2 separate regions of the Mus musculus genome follow, and region 2 is linked to region 1. Evidence: chromatin loops called from intact Hi-C (ENCODE). Cell type or tissue: left cerebral cortex. All regions are shown on one strand. Each heading gives the region's core, and the rest is flanking DNA. Links, peaks and the distances in the headings are about the cores only.

The links. Hi-C counts contacts between places; a loop is a spot of excess contacts. Peaks named below come from ENCODE experiments on the same cell type or tissue, not always from the same donor. Only the 100,000 strongest peaks of a DNase experiment are listed, where the experiment ranks them.
Region 2: it touches region 1 in a loop (4-fold over the local background); 36 of 42 quality-filtered maps call a loop at or near these places.

The regions. Positions count from the first base shown.
Region 1 is chr6:124,362,537-124,367,920 of GRCm38, reverse strand. 1700027F06Rik (RIKEN cDNA 1700027F06 gene) reads left to right here and starts at 3,435. Exons shown (of 2, transcript NR_131162.1): 1 at 3,435-3,602; 2 at 4,405-4,639. In left cerebral cortex, for the core only: a CTCF peak has its summit at 3,396 (motif pointing right); DNase peaks (open chromatin) are centred at 3,389 and 4,833.
Region 2 is chr6:124,257,398-124,262,781 of GRCm38, reverse strand. No RefSeq gene overlaps it. Among named protein-coding and RNA genes, the nearest start is that of Vmn2r27, 28 kb to the right of the region's middle. In left cerebral cortex, for the core only: a CTCF peak has its summit at 2,032 (motif pointing right); a DNase peak (open chromatin) is centred at 2,023.

The DNA.
Region 1 (5,384 bases), core at 330-5,329:
GCTTCTTGGTTATGATGTTTGTTCAGGAGTAGAAACCCTGACTAAGACGATGACTATCCGGGAAATCCAACCTCGCCTATCTTTCTTCAGAACCCCAGCTGACTGTATTTCCAGGTAGGACAATCCCCTCTGGCTTGCTCAGCTACCCAACTCCTCCCTGCCTTCTGAAGGAACCCACACCAACCAAATTGCCCAGAATGGCCTTCTCCTTTTGCCTCTACAGGCAGAAAACTATATCTCCCACGTCTCTGGCACTCTAACTTGCTTTCTAGTCGAGCATGACCTTGAATTTCTGACCTTCCTGCCTTCACTTCCCAAGTTTATAAGTATTATACACTGAGATTATACCATCATTCTCAAAGAAAACTTCAAGCCTTTTATACATTGAAGTCTATAGTAAGTAGATTAAAGAAGCTTCCTGGATATGAGAATAAAGATTCCAATGTGTGCGCTAAAACTATGGGGACTGGGGTGGGGTGGCTCAGTGGGTTAAGTGCTTGCTGTGCAAATGTGAGGATATAAGCTCAAGTCTCCGGAACCCACATAAAAGCTAGGCAAGCATAGCTGCCACTTGCAATCCCAGCGACTGTGAACCCAGGGCAAGCTGGCTAGCTAGACTACCTATCTTTGGCAAGTTCTGGGTTCAGCAAAAGGCCTTATGTTAACAAATAACATGGCACATGATCAAGGAAGATGCCAAGTGTCAACTTCTGACCTCCACAGGCACATTCATCCACTCAGCCACTCACATGAAAACATGCATATATGCATATATTCTACATACACATACACATGCCACGTAAATGTCACCGATCCAATGTTTTCCTAAATTCTTTCTAGGTCACTGGCACCCGTAGCCTGCCCTGGCATTCTGTTTCTGTTTTCTATGGTGCAGCTGAGTCCCCGGAATGATGATGAGGAAGATAAGGGCTCTAAGTACAAAAGATTCCAGGATAGAGATTCCCGGGACAGGAGATAAAAATGAACTGTTTCAGAGGAGGCAAAAACGGTTCTGAGTCTTTAAAGAGTGTCATCAGCCAAGGTGAGCCTGATAGCCCAGATCACGTCCTGAGTCCCGAGGACTGTGAGTTCATTAGCTCAGATACAATGGCCATCTCTGAAGCTGGAGGTGCTACAGCCCGGGCAGCATCTGAACTGTGTGAACTATCTGCTTCTAATGCATTTCTTTTCACTGTAGCGTTGACCTGAAGATTCATAACTCCTGTTACCAGCATGGCTATCTTCCAGATGCCAGGAGGTGTCTGAAACCAGAGCACAGGACAGAACTGTAGCTGGGAAATGCTTTGGGATAAACATACTCTTTCAGTGTTCTGTCTTGTTGGCATTGCCCTTACCGGACATCCCATGCTCTGCCCTTCTCAAGGTTGCAGTTTCTCTGCTGTCAGGGCATTGCTGGACAGTCATACATGGAGGACTCACTGCTGGATCCCTGCACCTTGTCTGGCCAGATGCTTCCATTTCCTGGAACATACTCAGCCTCCCCTGGGTGGCTGTGTCTAGTGATGAGACACCTCCCAGCGGCTCGCACACCATCGCAGCCTCTTCCAGGTTCCAGCAGTCATGGCATACTGTACACCAAGGTACCTTCGGAACAAACCTGCACATGCCCTGAGCATTTGCTGTCCCCTCTCCTGGGCTGGAGGTTCTTTTTCTGAAGAGGCAGGCAGCGCACCTTGCCACTAGCATGGTGGGAGGGAAAGGCCCTAGGAGTTTACGGTATCTGGCATTCGGGTTGGTGGTACTTGTCAGGGGGGTGGCAGAAGACATTTTGGGTCTCATTCCTGTTGGAACACAGTGGAGAAGTGCTGGGTGTGTGGTAGCTGTGGGTGGTTCTGCTTTATATTGGACTCTCTGAGGTTGTGAGATAGAGAGAAAAGTCTGAATTATTTGACAAGCTGGAGTACCAAACATTTACTGGAGGACGTTCCTCATCAGCAGCCAAAATTACACTGTCAGTTTCATTATCAACATTTTCACATCGAACACAAGTGTGTATATGTGCACGCGTGCATACGTTGCACACATGAGATCTACTAAGGAGATAGACCTTGATTGTCCTTGACTGTCATTCACTCTCTTACTGAGTTGCTTGACTGAGTGTCTCTTCACCGAGCGCGTGTAGAGAGCCTGTTAGGAATGCTATGAATAGGGTCTTGATGTGCACCTGTTGACTGGCTAGATGAGCAGAATCTACTGAAAGATCTTTTAAATTTTTTTTTTTTTTGCTTGATTGCTAAGATAGTAAATGATATTTAAATTAATAAATCTGATTTGTGGTAATAGAGATTGAGCATTATAATATAAATTGTTGCAAAACCAAAAGAGAAAAAACAGTATTCAATGTAGTTTAAGTTTATAACCTAAGTTTTTAAACTTTTTTTTTATGTAAAGATGATGTGTTTTGCCTGTGTGTCTATAACTAGACCCACGATGGTTGTGAGACACCATGTGGGTACTGGAATGTTAACGCAGGTCCTTTGCAAGAGTGACAAGTGCTCTTAACTACAAAGTTATCTTTCCAGACCCTAAACTCAATTTTTAATGGAAAATGATAAAACAGCTCAACAAGAGTTACTCATAGTCTATAAAAGGTACGGAACAGTCAGAGTTGAGAGAACAACAGATGAATGGACATGAATTGGCAGACAAGATGGAAAAAATCTGCAAAAATTTAAATACAAGAGGAAAAAATAGTACGGATATAGAGTACCACCGGCCCCAGCAAACAATGAATGAATGGCAACTCGGTAATTCACATGAATGAAGAGGAGCTCAGAGAAACCAGATGCAATCGCGGTTCTTGTGGCAAAACAGCAGAACCGAGTTGTGCTTGCCACGTGATCCCATTCACCCGTCCTGCCCAGTGCTGATAGGAGATGGATGAAGGGCCTCAGTGGGGTGGTTCCTTTTTGGATTCGAGACCCTCAATCCTCAATTTACTGTTGCATGTTTCAGCTTCCACGGGGAAATGAAAAGAGGCAGAGAAAGAGACAAAGAAGAGAGAACACAGTTGCCTTTTAAAGGCAAGATATTGGGCAACCCCTAGCTTATCATCAGAGGTAAACTGAGGTAAAGAACTTGGGTGGAGGGTGGCGTTTACAGTCTCACCCCACTTGCGGTTCCCTCTCTGCTTTCTCCACACAGGTGGGGACATTATCTCTGACTATATACTGGCATGCCTCCCCTGCCAGTTCGAACAATAAGCCAAAGTGCCACAGTGTTTTCTCACAGCAAGGAAAACAACACAAGGAGCGCCCTCTGGATTAACCTCTGGGCTAGCATAGGATGGACTGAGGTCTTCTAGGGCAGAGGCTAATCAGCCCCTGCCTGGCTCTCACAATCTCCCATTGTGCTTGAAGCAGTGACTTCACATCCGAGGTAGCCTACTGGTACCAGCAGGGGGCAAGGTAGCCCATACCTTTCTCATACTCCCAGCATGTACTTCTCAGGGATCCACTCAAATCCCAGTCCGGGGATCTTTTTTGTGGCCAGTGTCCTCGGTTTCATCATGGGACACTGTATTTTCCTCTTTCTCATTATCCTGATGATTCATCAGTGTAGAAAGAGGAGAGTGTTCCAAGGTAGAGAACAGCAGCATCCTGGGAATTCCGAGAGCTGTAGGTAGTGGGCAGGAAGAACGGTTGCTGTGGGAGACCGGATTTGAGCCTCGACTTCCCCAAACTTTCTGGACAATGACATTTGTTCTCCAGATTCTCAAACTCAGTGACTTTAGTGTCAAGAAATATGGTGTCATAGCAAAAGGATATTTTTCTGAAGTTCTAAAGTAGAACATGAGGTCAGGAAAGAGGCTCTGACTGGGGTAGGAATTGTAGGGTTGTCCAGAGGCATGAAGGGCATGGGATCTGATGGCTAGAGAGCAGACTAGTGAGCACAGGGAGAGTCTATATTAAGGCATTTTAGGTGCGATTTTTGTTGTTCAGCCTTTGCTTTAGTTATTTCCACATGTGAATATGTGAATATTATTTCCATGTGGTTACAAGTCAGGATGACTCTGATGGCCACGAGACAGGAAGGGGAAAGAATTGGAGGCAGGAGAAGGTTCCTTAGTCTGTCTCTCTCTCTCTCTCTCTCTCTCTCTCTCTCTCTCTCTCTCTCTCTCTCTCTCTCCTGCATCAGGTGAGGGAGATACTTAGTATGTGCACAGTATCTGCACATAGCATTCTGAGTCTCCCCCAGAGGCTCTTCCATGTTCTGAAGATATCAAGACATTTATGGGACCCCCAGAGGACCTCAAGTTCTCTCTGCTAGAAGAAAACATTTCAAGGCCAAGTTTCTGCTCTGAGCCTTATCCAATACTCATTCTTTGGGTCACAATTATCATAAGATCCTAAGCTTTCTTTTTCTGTTTTTCATATTGCCCAGAGGAAGAACTGATGGAGAGACTCCTGAATGAGGAAGAGAAGGCTGGAAGTCTGGTTTGTGAGCTCAAGACCATAGCGTATCACTGAAGGGACCAATGTGGCTGTACTGAAACCATCTGCACCATGGTCCAGGCTAGGGCTTCAGAGGACACCGCAGTGGTCACCAGCTGTTTTGATGCTGCACTGTGGCCTCACTTTTTATAAACTATCCCAAAATAACCATTTGTGCCCTTCTCACTCGTGTCTGTGATTTAGAACTCTGCGACCATCTAATGACTTCAGTACAGGCTGATTATATAGAACGGGCAAAGCAGCTCCTTGACATATGTGTACTTCCTGCATCTTAAGCGGGACAGATACCAGGTCCAGCATCAGAGCTGATGTTCTCCCAACCTCACAGTGAAGAGGGTTGAATAGCCTAGACATGTTTTATGATGATTACAACATTGTTTCTCCCACAATTTTGGCCTTCTTCCCAGTGGCTTTGGAAAATGGTAACAGGAGGCACATTTAGGTATAACTTTCTGGGAAAAGTACTAAGTTAAGAATACCCGAAATAGAAAAACTCAGATACATTCTTGGAATAGAGAAACTGGTTGGAAGCAGAATGTTTTCAAGCTCCTGATTTTTAAAATTTTGGTGGTGGGGGGATTATTAGATTTCATTTTACTTCTAAGTGTAATTAAGCCTTTTAATGGCTGAGTGACTGGGGCACAGTACATCAAATGTTTTCATCAGGATAATAAATATGAACCTCTAGCTCCCAGTGAAGCCTACCTCACACTTCTCAAGCACAGTACATTTTATTTCATTTTGTTGGTAAATTAATGCACTTTTGCTGTCCTGATAGTTAAGCTCAGGGTCTCATATATACCACGTAACGGCTCTACTACTAGATGACATCCGTCTAGCCTTATAGTAATGTTTTAAAAATGCAGTGAAAGCATGTGTGGGTTTTAGTTGGAAAAACAGTTTGTGTAA
Region 2 (5,384 bases), core at 52-5,051, 100 kb after region 1:
ACCTACCCCAGGCCCAGAATGGAAGAGTCTAGAGGTGGCTTTCCCTGCAGAGAGGGACCCAGATGTTGTTATTGGCAGGAAGAGAAAAGCCGACAAGATTGAATATCTCCTAAGCAACAGATGCCCTGTGAAAGTTGTGTTAAGTGAGTTGTTTTGCTGCATCTGCTGGCACATGGCTCTACCAACCCCATAGCTGACACTTGCCAAAACCAAAATGGCTGATAGAGCAGCTAACCACTTTCTGATCGCTGAATCTGCACACGGTTAAACTGCCTTCTAGATACTCTTCTTCATACCCATCTGTAAGCGCATCCCTCAACCCTCGTCAGAGAAGGTTCCGCTTGCAGTAGATGTCAGTCAATTCAGAGACCCACAACCGGTCAAGGTGAAGTGAACAAGACAGTGTGGACTGTTCAACCACAAATGGGACACCTGTATCACACCTACTGCCCCCCGCCCCCAGCTCAGGAACATCACATCACAGCAGAGGCGGAAGAAAGATTATAAGAGGTAAAAATCACAGAGGACTGCTTCATAGTAGCATTTTCTGGACATGACTGGGCTAGTGCACACATAAACTCACAGTGGTTGTGGCTGCATGCACACCATCCAGTCAGGTGAAATTCCAGCAGGGATGTGGCGGGAACACAGCGTCACAACCCTAGCTCAGATGCTACTGTAGGAGGTTGTTGATGGCTGACAGAAGGGACACTGTTCTTCTCCCTCCTCCCCCTCCTCCCCCTCTTCGTCCTCCTCCTCCCTCTCCTCCTCCTTCTGTTGTTCTTGCCTCTGATAGGCCAGTGAATGACCCTATATTCATACAATACTGACCCATGGTTTTTAAAAGTGAACATGAGATTAGGGCGTGAACAGTAGTGGGTGGGCTTGATCAAACCACCTTTTTTTGTATATAAAATTCTCAAACAATAAAACATTTACCCACCCCACTCCAAAATTTTGATAGCACCTATTTAGAAAAGGAAATGTTGATATTTTTATTTTCAATAGCAAAAAAAAAAAATGTATCTAGAGGAACTGGGAAAATGGACTTATTTGGTATTCTATTTTAAAAGCTCTGTTGATTTTTTAAAATCAGTACTATTGTTGGCTGCTGGTGTTTCTTTTGGCTTTTTGTGGAACTTAGCTGTCCCTGAACTCAGGTCCCTTAATCATTCTGGAAAACACTGGGAGGAACACCACTGTGCCCAGTTGGGATAAAACTGCTCCATTTCCATTTTATTTTATAATTGTTCAACGAATAATTTATCCCCATTTGTGAAGTGCGAAGACCTGACACTGGGTTATTTTGTGACACTGTATTACAGGCAAGAAACGTCAAGTCTGGTGTGAAAACACAGCTACCTGGAAGGGCCCCATTGGGCAAAGGATGGCGGGGGCGGAGGGCTTCCATGTCTTCTGGGCATAACACTTCTAGGAAGGTTCCCGTGTTCAGCCATCTCTAAGTCCTCAGACGATTGGCAGGACGTTGTATGGGGTGTTGTGTGTTCGTTCTTATGCATGGTTGATTACATTACTAACTGCCAGTCTGTCATGGCTTTCTCTCCTATCCTAGAACTTCCCTCATAATCAACTGCGTCTCCCTTTCTGACTTGCTCACTTACCTGCAGGACCTGGTTTGCAGTTTTCTCTGGCTGACACCCAGAAATTTTTGACATAACAAGAATAATGTAATTAATGGAAGCTTGAGTGTATTCGTCAAGTTTAAGGTATCTTTCTAATTCCTCTTCTCCGATTTAATCATTAGGCCAATGAGCTTCTATGCAAGGTTCAGTTAGATACAGCAATTGTGACCATTAGCCACACTGATTTTAATGCTATTTATTTATTTTTGAAACAGAATCTATGTAGTCCAGGCTGGCCTGGAGCTGGCAATGGCCTTCCTCAGTCTCCCTTGCCCCGTATGTGCAATACTCCGGGCGGACTTGATCCTGAGTTTGAAAATAGTATAGAGGATAGAGAGGGAGAAGAAAAGAGAAATACAAGGCCGAAGAGCCTGTCTGGTAGGCATTTGCCCACTAGATGGGGCTGTGCTCCCGCTGATGGAAGGAAGACAGGCCTGTGAGACCCTAAACCAGAAGCAAGCCAGAGACTCTAAAGAGACAACTTGACCCCCTCCCCCTCTCCCCTTTGCCTCCTAGAAGGTGCCTCTGAGTCGGGGCGGGGGGGGGGGCGGGGGGGGGGGACGGACGGACGCAACATTTGGAATGTAAATAAATAAGAGTAAGTTTTAAAAAAATAAAAAATAAAAATAAATGAATGTGGCGGGGGAGTGGGGAGCTGCTTGAACACCCTGGATCCTCAGCTCTGGAGGGCATGGGCCACCCACCACACATGGCTATGTAGGAGAACCAAACGCTCATAGAGCTTTGAATTCCTGTCTGAACTACGGTCTAACTGAGGGCTTTGTACATGGGAGGCATGCACACTACTATGGAGCTATCTTCAACCAATCCTTATCACTTCCTAATTGTAGGTCCTGGCTATTTCATTTCATCCCTCAAGTTCTCAGAACATACCATCTCTGTGAGATGGTTCATTAGTTATAAGGATTTTTATGTAAATGGCAGATATTAATGCTAAATAGTATGTAAGTAGTATATATAAGTATATCTATATAAGTATATAGATATATAAGTATATAGTATGTATAAATATAAGTATATAGGTATATATAAGTATATAGTATATATAAATATAGGTATATATAAGTATATAGTATATATAAATATGTAGTATATAAATAGTTAAAATTTTAAATTAATTTATTTATTCACTTTACATCCCAGTATCAGCCCTTCCTCTCCTCCCAGTTCCACATGTAAGTCCTTTCCCCATTCCACCTTTCCCAGAAGGGAAAGAAACCCTCTGGGTGTCAGTCTCCCAACCCCCACATCAAGTTGCTGCGGGACTACGCATATCCTTTCCCACTGAGGTCAGGCAAGGCTGTCTATTTAGATGCACAGGATCCACAGGCAGGCTACAGACTCAGGGATAACCCCTGCTCCAGTTGTCGGAGGACTGGCATGAAGACCAAGCTGCTCATCAGCTACAAATGTGCAAGGAGCCTAGGTCCAGCCCATGCTCCCTCTGCTTGGTGACTCAGTCTCTGGGACCCCAAATGGTCCAGGTTAATTGACTCCGTTGGTCTTCCTGTAGTGTTCCTATCCTCTTTGGGTACCTAAATCATTCTTTGTATGACTCCCCGCGGTCCATCTAATGTCTGGCTGTGGGTCTCAGCCTCTCTTTCCATTGGCTGCTGGGTGGAGCCTCTCACAGTTATTCTAGGTTCCCGTCTGCAATCATAATGGACTATCACTAACAGTGTCAGGGATTGATTCTTGCCCATGGGATGGGTCTCAATTTGGGGCAGTCATTGGTTGGCCATCCCCTCCATCTCTGTCCCTGAACATCTGTGTTCTTATCACATCCTTATTTTCCTTTATCACTTACCAAAATGCAATTTTTGTACCTTATGATAGAGACTTCTCTAAGCAGGCCAAAAGAGAAGTTGAATAACTTTTTAGTCAGTAAACTACTTTTTGTTTCCTTTTGCATTTTCGGCACTGGAGATAGGATCCAGGGCCTGTACAAGCAAGGCCCACACTCAGCCACCAAGCTAACCCAGCTCCTTTTCTGGTTCTTTTCAAAGCTTTGTTAGATGGGAAGTCAGACAATAGTCTTTATTCTACAGTTGTGTGGGGATGTTAACTGTTCTTGCCCTAGGCGGTCTCTAAAGACTGTAGGCTCTATAGTGGAGTATAGTGAGGAAAGTGTATTAGGGAAAAGTAAGGCAATGCGAATCTGGATTCTCCTTTTATCACATAATTGGAGCAGCGAGACAGACCCTGGGTGTCCTCTCTTCAGAAGGCCTGCAACTTGGCATGATTTTCAGGAAGCCTGTACAGACAGAGCTGCCAGTCAGCACACCTTACTTCAAGGCCTGGGACACTATGTTGCAAACCCAACAGACTCAGCCAGAGCTGCACTCAGCCCATGTCTAGATGTGTAATGTATGAGAAGGTCACATAGCCACCAAGCACCACCTGCACCCATTGCAGTTCTGTAGCATCCACAGGCCTCCTGTCTCCTCCAGCTCAAACCTCAATACAAAAAGCACTGAGCTACTTCAATATTGCTTTTGTATCTTTTCTATCCTAATCACTAACATTTTGGGTGACTTCATAAACATTCATGGAAGAAAGAAAACTGATGTTGTTAATACATCTGTTGCCAAGCTCTTTCTACAATATTATTTATAAATAAGGCGTGTAGGTTTGGCATTACTTTGATATTCCACAAGGGTCACATATCAGATGCCCTGCATATCAGATAATTACATTATAATTGATAACAAGTAGCAAGATTACAGTTGTGAAGTAGCAACAAAATATGGTTGGGGGTCATCACATGAACTGTTTTAAAGGGTTGCAGCAGTAAGGAGGTTGAGAATCACTGTTTATGGGGCAATACATAAGTGATTCTGTCTCCTTCAATCTCCTTTGGTAGAAAAAGTGTTTTGGAAGTTCAGTGTTGATCATCTAGGCACAGGCAGGGTGCACCACTTCGTTAGTATCCTGGAGTCCAGAAGCAGAAGCAATGGGCAAAACTACTGTCTCTTCATCCTGAGTCAGCAAATGGCTCTGCTCTAGTTTAGCTGCTTCAAACAACATGAAGAAGGACGAGATCTCTTGGACTGAGGTGATGGGCAGGGTCCTGTGCAACATCGGCATGCTTTCAGAGAAGGGGTAGAGTGGCCCTTTAAAAACAGGGGAGTGAGCAGGATTAGGCAAGGCTAGAGAAAATATCAAAACTAAGAAAAGAGAAGGGAAGGAGGGGGAGGGGGACAAATGGAGGGAGAGAGAATGTGAGGTTGCATAGGGGTCCAGACGTCAGGAGGCTAAGACAAGCTCTATAGTCTTATAACAAGAGCAAGCAGAGCCCTCTCTCTGTAGCATAGTCAAGACACACAGAGGCGGAAAGCATCTGGAATATTGCATCTAAAACTTCATTTTTCTGTGGGAAGCTCTAATGTCTAGAAAGAATGAGGTAACTTACTTGGATTTCAGTGGAGACAGGCTGGACTGGAAGAAGGGGTTGCTTGAGTTTAATCTACACAATTACAGCTACCTTGGTCTATCAGTCGAACAACTCAAGCCCCCCAAACTGCAGCCTCTTCTATTTGAGAATAAGGTTTTGTATAGCTGGGAAGGGTGTAGAACTCACTGCATAGCTGAAGAAGACCTCTAACTTTTGGTTCTCTTGCCTGCACACTTGAGTGTTGGGATGACAGCCATGAACTGCCATGCCTGGTTTATGCAGTGCTGGACAGCAAAGTCAGGGCCTTGTGCGTGCTAAGCAAACAT